Linked DNA regions of Homo sapiens: region 1 is linked to region 2. A link is a contact called in ENCODE Hi-C or POLR2A ChIA-PET data. All regions are on one chromosome and are shown on one strand. The core of a region is the stretch at or near the end of the contact, and the rest is flanking DNA. Distances in the headings are between cores, read along the strand shown.

Evidence for each region. A loop is a pair of places that touch in the nucleus more often than their neighbours do. ChIA-PET counts read pairs that join two places held with the same protein, here RNA polymerase II (POLR2A). Pooled maps may share reads with other maps.
Region 1: a loop to region 2 is called in a pooled map, with 2.2 times the contacts of the local background. The contact joins two enhancer-like sites. A Hi-C loop is called at or near these places in 1 of 50 pooled maps. POLR2A ChIA-PET finds 5 or more read pairs at or near these places in 2 of 52 experiments (OCI-LY7 and activated CD4-positive, alpha-beta memory T cell).

Annotation. Positions count from the first base shown.
Region 1 is chr5:54,784,574-54,788,676 of GRCh38, reverse strand. No RefSeq gene overlaps it. Among named protein-coding and RNA genes, the nearest start is that of LINC02998, 42 kb to the right of the region's middle. Within about 2 kb of position 2,361, at least 8 of the 41 ENCODE cell types and tissues checked have a DNase peak (open chromatin) inside an H3K27ac peak, as active enhancers do.
Region 2 is chr5:54,670,389-54,674,363 of GRCh38, reverse strand. All of the region lies in intron 1 of LINC02998 (long intergenic non-protein coding RNA 2998), which reads left to right. Among named protein-coding and RNA genes, the nearest start is that of LINC02998, 72 kb to the left of the region's middle. Within about 2 kb of position 2,568, at least 3 of the 41 ENCODE cell types and tissues checked have a DNase peak (open chromatin) inside an H3K27ac peak, as active enhancers do.

The DNA.
Region 1 (4,103 bases), core at 1,112-3,611, 110 kb before region 2:
ATGGGAGAAAATTTTTGCAATCTACTCATCTGACAAAGGGCTAATATTCAGAAACTACAATGAACTCAAACAAATTTACAAGAAAAAAACAAACAACCCCGTCAAAAACTGGGTGAAGGATACGAACAAACACTTCTCAAAAGATGACATTTATGCAGCCAAAAAACACATGAAAAAATGCTCATCCTCACTGGCCATCAGAGAAATGCAAATCAAAACCACAATGAGATACCATCTCACACCAGTTAGAATGGCGATCATTGAAAAGTCGGGAAACAACAGGTGCTGGAGAGGATGTGGAGAAATAGGAACATTTTCACACTGTTGGTGGGACTGTAAACTAGTTCAACCATTGTGGAAGTCAGTGTGGCGATTCCTCAGGGATCTAGAACTAGAAATACCATTTGACCCAGGCATGCCATTACTGGGCATATACCCAAAGGATTATAAATCATGCTGCTATAAAGACACATGCACACGTATGTATATTGCGGCACTATTCACAATAGAAAAGACTTGGAACCAAGCCAAATGTCCAACAATGATAAACTGGATGAAGAAAATGTGGCACATATACACCATGGAATACTATGCAGCCATAAAAAATGATGAGTTCATGTCCTTTGTAGGGACATGGATGAAACTGGAAACCATCATTCTCAGCAAATTATTGCAAGGACAAAGAACCAAACACCACATGTTCTCACTCATAGGTGGGAATTGAACAATGAGAACACATGAACACAGGAAGGGGAACATCACACACCGGGGACTGTTGTGGGGTGGGGGGAGGGGGGAGGGATAGCAGTAGGAGATATACCTAATGCTAAATGACGAGTTAATGGGTGCAGCACACCAACATGGCACATGTATACATATGTAACAAACCTGCACGTTGTGCACATGTACCCTAAAACTTAAAGTATAACAATAATAAAAGAAAAAAAAAGTCTGGTAGTACGACCCCATGTTAGTGCCTAAAATCAAAATTCTCTTTGAAGAGAGAATGTCTTGCCAATATCAGATGCTCTGTGTTTCTTCATTGAGAAGGGATGTATGCATGTGTGTAATGGTGAAATATTAGGAGGTTCCCTCTGCACCCACATTTGTTTCCATACGAGGAGTGATTTGTTGCTGCTGTTACTTAGCAGAATTGAGGTTCCCTATGGTTTTCTGATTATCTTCTAAGAGTGCAAGCTCAGTGAAGCTTGGACTCCTGAGAATTGATAGCCCCTTAGTGATACTGCAAGGGGTGGGCACCAGAAGAAGGGCAGAAGCCACCACTGCTTTCTCCAATAGGTTGTGGAGTCCTTGGTTAATAGTGAGATATCATCTGTATTCTGCCTTCACAAGCCACAAGCTCATAGAATTGTGTCTTTTGGGCCCAGAAATAACATTGTGGGTCATGCAACCCCTTGTCTTCTACAGATGAGGACATGGAAGTATGAAGGAGCAGAGAGTTTCCCCAGCTAGTCAGTGACAGAAGTGGCTCTGGACCCCTGAGCCTGGACTATCACTCAAGGGCTCTTTGTATTACTCTGCTCTTCTATTTGAAAAATTTCTTGAAACAGTTGCAATATTATGAGTGTATCACAGTGATTATTCCATGTGCTCCTCTAACACTTCCTGGCTTCCTTTGCATTTAAGTTGGAATCATGTGAGTATCCTGCCTTTGCACTATGAGCAGGAGTGGAGTGCATGTGTTCTTCAGGCCAGTGAGTTCAGATTGGTGTTCCTTCTGTACTCTTTATGTGCCCTGAAACAGAGACCTTAGGGACCAGGTGGAACTTATGGTAGAGCTACAAGACAGAGAAAGGCATCCCAACTCATATGAGACTTTAGGTGAACAAAAAATAAACCATTGCTGTTTTAAACCATTGGGACTTCAGGGGTTTGACCTTTATAGCAACTAGGATTCGCTACCCCAGGCCAATGGGCATCTACTTCTGGGCCAACATGCCTGAACAGGACATAACGAACAAAGTTTGGCAATGGCAGCTTGGCATCTGGAAAAAAACAACAGAAATGTGACACTCAGTTCTTGGACACTCCTTTCTCAACTAAAAAGCAGAAGGGCTGAGAGAAGACAAGAGTTTCAAGGTTGAGATGAGAATGGTAGTTGCTGGTTAAGTGTACCTCCCTACTCTTCTTCAGGAAGTCACGTTCCCACGGACACAGAGAAGGCTGGGTCAGGCAGCACTCACGTGTTCTATCTCAGTTCTCTCTCGACTTCCAGGGATGGGTTGTGGCCACATGCCTTTTCAGCCTGAGCCCAGCTGCATGACCCCTCCTTGCAAGAGTGCTAGGAACTGATAAGAGGAACTGACCCAATGCCACTTCTCTATGAAACCTCTGCTCCAGGCCCCACTTCATGTTCCCACCTGCCATAGGCCTGGAGGACCATGGGCCTGGTTCTGAACTGAGAACTTATACCACTTTCCCCTGATGGGTACAGCTGTGGCTCTAGACAGAAGCCTGAAAAAAGACAGAGGAAAGGCAGGGCATCCTCTCTACTGGGCTGTTGATTTTGTGGCTGTCACTGGGTGACTTTTGGCTCTGGGACCTCAAATTAATATGTGGATTGCTCTCCCCAGTGCTGAATTCTAGCCAGCTGGCTTTGTCCTTGCATTTCCTGGCACTGAGCCTGGCATGCCTACAGCAGCATGGCCCACTGATGGAGGGCTGGGTTGTCTGTGCCTTGCCTCTTCCGCTGCTGATGTCCTGTTTCAGAGAGACTCCCTGGTGGACATTCAGTGACACACATCCCGGTGTCAGCAGGTTCAAGGCCCAACTCTCACAGCCACACTTAACATGGCTTGAGATAAGGCTGGCTGTTTACGGTTGTGCTTAGTGGTTTCATTTCATGCAGACGTGGCAGAAGACAGGCTGTGATACAGCTGGAGGGGGCAGTCGGTGGTAGCTGATGATGTAGATAATGGGAGAAATTCTGATAAAGGGGCTGACCTTTTCCATTTTCACTAGTAATGACAGTCTTTGCTGCGTTCTGCAAGTATCAAAATGCAGGATGAGATTAGCAAATACAGTAAAGCCCAGCGATTTATGTGTAAAACCAAGGCAATATTGTGACAAATACTTGGTTTTCTTGACATTTCTCTTTTTAAAAAATCTAATGTATCTTAGTTACAAAATTAAAGCATAGAAAGAATAAGGTATTTTCTAATCCTAAGTCTCTCTAACAGATGAATTAACAGTTTGACATATGTTTTTCTATATCTTAATGCTTACCTATATCCATATATTTTTTAAAATGTGAGTGGGATCATACTATATATATGTGTATATGTGTATATATATGGTGTATATATGTATGTATATATATGGTATATATATGTATATATGGTATATATATATGTATGTATATATGGTATATATGTATGTGTATATATAGGTATATATATGTATGTGTATATATAGTGTATATATGTATATATTGGTCTGTAACTTCCATTTTTATTGTATTTTAATGTATTTGGACATTTTCCATGTCAATAGGATCTGCTTTATCTTTAAAAAAACCTACACAAGGTTTAACTCTGACGATGGCCCATGACTTATTTCTTAGTTCTTCATTGATAGTGTATTTTGTTCATTTTTTATTATGATAAATGCTACAATAAGCATCATTATACAGTATATTTTTTGCTAGGTGTGTTGGTGGTATAGTGGTAAGCATAGCTGCCTTCCAGTATATCTTTGTATATCTGTCTTATAATTTCTTTAGGCTTAATAACTAGAATTAGAAATATTAGCTTGAAGCATATGTAAAGTTACATTTTCAACTTGTGAGCAGATTACCTTCCAGAAATGTTGTAAGAATTTATATTCCTACCAACTAGTAGGAGAGTGTTTGTTTTGCCACACCCTTATTACTGAGTAATACCATTCCTATTACTTTCGTAGGTTAAAATAAATTTTGCTCTTCAAAATTTGTATTTTTTTAAAATTTAGCTTTTTTTTAAAAAAAACTCAGGGGTATATGTGCATGTTTGTTATATAGGTCAATTTGTGTCATAGAGGTTTGTTGTACAGAATAATTTGTCACCCAGGTGTTAAGCCTAGTACCCAATAGTTATAATATTTTT
Region 2 (3,975 bases), core at 1,319-3,818:
AGGGCACAGTCTCCCTGGTAGCTGGTGGTGGTGGTGGGACAAACCCTGGAGGAGCTGGAAAAATGGCTTTTGTGCTCCTTCTTATTTCCATGTGGTAGCAGACATCATGCCTTATCTTGTTACCCAGAATCTCCCCAGTTTGCCATTGAAGAAATCAAGGTGTAGAGAAGCATAAGGACTTGCTCAGATATGGTGGCAGTGCCAGGCCTAGAGCTTAGTTCTTGCAGCAATACTTTCTGCCACCCTTCCTCTTCTCCCCACTACTCTCTGAAAGCCCTCTTTCCTATTTGCTAACTCAGTTATGCATGCAATGCTTCCTCCACGGCACTCACCACCACTGATGTGTGATGCTGTGAAAGCAGGAGGTCAAGGCCAGGGCACTTCCTCCTGTCTAGCATTTCTTGCAGAGAAGAGCTGTTCCTGTGTGTGTAGTAGGTGGGTGGGGCAAGGACTGGGACAAGCAGCACCAGGGGAGATTGCAAGAAATCCATCCCCATTTATGCAAATCTTTTCTTCTGGGGCTTCAGTAACAGCTTCACTTTTTTCTTTTGAAACTCCCAACAGAAAATGTTGTTTTAGATGGGTGCATGTGTGCAAGTACACATAAGTGCACATAACAACATCAGATACTCACGATAGGCATACTGTAGAGGATGAAAGGCCCACACCTACTTCAACCACCTTCATTCCCTCCTTCTCATGATTCATTTGTGGAGCGGGAGGCTGCTGACATCTTCAAATACAAGCCTCTCTGAGCTTGGAGTCAAGGGGCAACATTTCTGCAGAGGGCTCCTATAGACATCCATTTCCCCATGCTTTATTTCCAAGACCCTGATTTACGATGGATAAATTAAAGTTTCTTTGTTTATCACATGATAAGAAATGCAAGTTCATCTGCAAGATTCTCTGAGTTATTCCTTGCTCTGCAGATTTCATAAGTTCTGGTGGAGTTGACCTCCTTTCTGCTAAATGAGCACTGTTCCTGACCATGGATATTGGTATTGAAGATTTCTCAAAGGATCCAGCTCTTTAATTGGAATGTCCATGAATCAGGAAGAGCAGTGAATAGCTAGTTAAATGGTAATGGCCTTAAACAAGTCCTCAACACACATGAGCAACTGATTTCTTTTTCCTTTTATCTTTTTGTCCTTTCATTCCTTCAACCAATTTTCTCTTAGGGATCAAGGAGCTCACAATCTAGGGAGAGAGACAACAAAAAATTTGACCATTATTGCAAAATGTAGATGTAAGATGCTTGTATTGCAAGCAACAGAAAATCTGGCTCAATCAGGCTCAAACCAGGAAGGAAATTGATTGGCTCACATGACTGAAAACTCTCAAGGAAGGTTTGCCTAAGACAAGCTCACTCCCAGCAGCTCAGCCATTGGGTTTCTTTTCCATTTCTCTACCTGCCTTCTGGGATACTGGCTGCATTCTAAGGCTGACCCTGCTCAGAGTCCCAAAATGGCCATAAGCAACTCTCAGAGAAACATGCTTCCTTTTTCAGATCCCATGAGAAAGAATGTGTCTTTGCCCCAGCACTCCTGGAAAATGTCCTGAGACTCAGTGTGGTTCAGGGTGGGGCTGGTGGCTAAGCTGAGCTAATCAATTACATGACCAAAAGATGGTCACAGGCTCCACCCTGGAGGTAGATGTGAGAGTCAGCTGCACAGGAATCCCTAAATGGAAACAGAGCTGTGGGACAGGAAAAAGCAAGATAGCAAGAAATGTTGATTTCAGGGAAAGGGCTTTCACAGGGGTATTAATGTGATTGCCTGATGGGTTCTTCTTGCTGGCTGCACAGATAAACCCAATTTACTGAGACAGCAGTCTTGCAGTAAAGAAAGAATTTAGTTAATGCAAGACTGACCAAGCAGAAGGACAGGAGTTTATTATTACTCAAATTGCCTCTCCGAGAACTCAGAGGCTAGAGTTTTTATGAATAATTTGGTGGACAGGTGGGTAGGGAATGGGTGCTGCTGATTGGTTGGGGATGAAATCATAAGGGTGTGAAAAATGGTCCTCGTGTGCTGAATCTGCCTCTGGGTTGTGACCACAGGTGTGATTAAGACATGAGTTACGTGTCCAGGTGGGGTCAGTCAGTTGCCAGAATGCAAAAGTCTGAAAAACGTCTCAAAAGACCAATATTAGGTTATACAATAGTGATGTTATCTGTAGCAATAATTGTGAAAGTCACAAATATTATGGCCTCTGGCCACATGCTCTCCAGCATAGGGATTATAAAAACTATGCCTACATTTTAGCAGAATTCAGGCCCCTTCCATAATCCTAATCTCATGGCCTTTCATTAGTTTTACAAAGGCAGCTTCTGTCCCTCAGCAAGAAGGAGGTTAGTTTTAGGGAGGGACTATTATCATCCTTGTTCTAAAGTTAAACTGTAAACTAAATTCCTTCCATAGTTAGCTTGGCGTATGCCCAGGAATGAGCAAGGACAGTCAGCCTGTGAGACTAGAAGCAAGATGGAGTCAGCCATGCTAGACCTCTCTTGCTGTCATAATCTTTGCAAAAGTGGTTTCAATCATGTGACACCTGGAAGCACAAGAGGGGGGTCCCCCTCAGCCTGAGTAGGCTCAGGGTTTTCTGAGCCAAGAATGAGCCGTGGAAATGCAGGAAATTTGAACTGATCAACTACTAGAATATATTCCTATTGTACTTGAGGTGGAAGCTACCCTAGGTTAGAAAATGATGACAGTGTGAAATCTATCTAAAGAAGTCTGAGAACAGACTTTATGCCAGGACTCAAGAGGCTGTGTGTGTTTGGGAGTCCACATTCATCTCTTAAATTCTCAGCAAAGAGGATGAAAATATTTGAATATGTCCTAAGAGAGCTGTTCATACGCAGATTTCGGTTCCAGGGCCTGGGTAATACTGAACTGTATTACACAAGACAAGCCTAGGCTTGATTCCAACCAATCTGGGTTTGAGTCTTAGCTTTACCACTCATTGTGGCCTTGGGGAAATCACTTAACCTCTCTACTTGACCTCTTTGTATTTAAAATTTGAATAGCAGCACTTTCCTTGCAGTGATTGTGAAAAGCAGAAATAATGCCTCACAGTATACGGTGTGAAACAGGCATTAAGCAACTATGACTATTGCTATTTAAACAGAGCTGCCTCTCTGGCACGATGCAAGATCAGAAGAGGAATGTGCACTTTCTGGAAAAGCCTGGCTTTGGACAAGATCTAGGCAGTAAATACAAACATTGGGGAGCTATTAAGGACATGCTAATATGGGTGGAGTCTCTGCTGAGGTTCACGCCATGTTCCTCCTGGATTCACACATGCCTGGACATTCCTGGAAGATGGTCCTCCTTTTGGGAAAGGCGTATTTTAGGGATATAAAGCCTGGCATACTGGCTTGGTTCAAGGTAATAGACCCATATCAGAAAGTAAAACTCATAAACTTCACGCTTTTCTCAAAATCAGAACATTTCTGGTCTAGCCCCCCACAGTTGGCTCCTAAAGAAGAGACGCTGTAGGAACATGTAAGACTAAGAATATGACTGTCAGGCAGCCCAGAAGGCAGCTTTTGGATGGTCCAGAGGAGAGCACAAGAAAGTGTTATGGTGCCTTCTGGTTGGGGTTGAGATTGGAGTTGTATGGAGTCCAGAAAAAACAGAATTTGCACTGTGGCCACCTCGCCCCAATCCGGGCAGAAGAAGGAGAGGGAGGCATCACATTTGGTGGGTGTGAGAGAGACAGAGAAGGGTCAGTGCCAACAGCTCCAGCAGCAGGGGATACATTTTGTGGCTTTGAAGCATAGCCATAGCAGGTTGGAGGTGTCAGTGTCCTCATTGGGGGTGGGTCCATCATGCCCCAACACAAACATCACTGCAGGGAGCTGTAGCAGGGGGAAGCTGAGTGCAGGGTCATATGGTAGCTGAAAGGGCCATATGGTGAGCACACATGTGCCATCCCCTGGGGGTTCCCAGGAGCAGCTAGAGGGATTCTGCA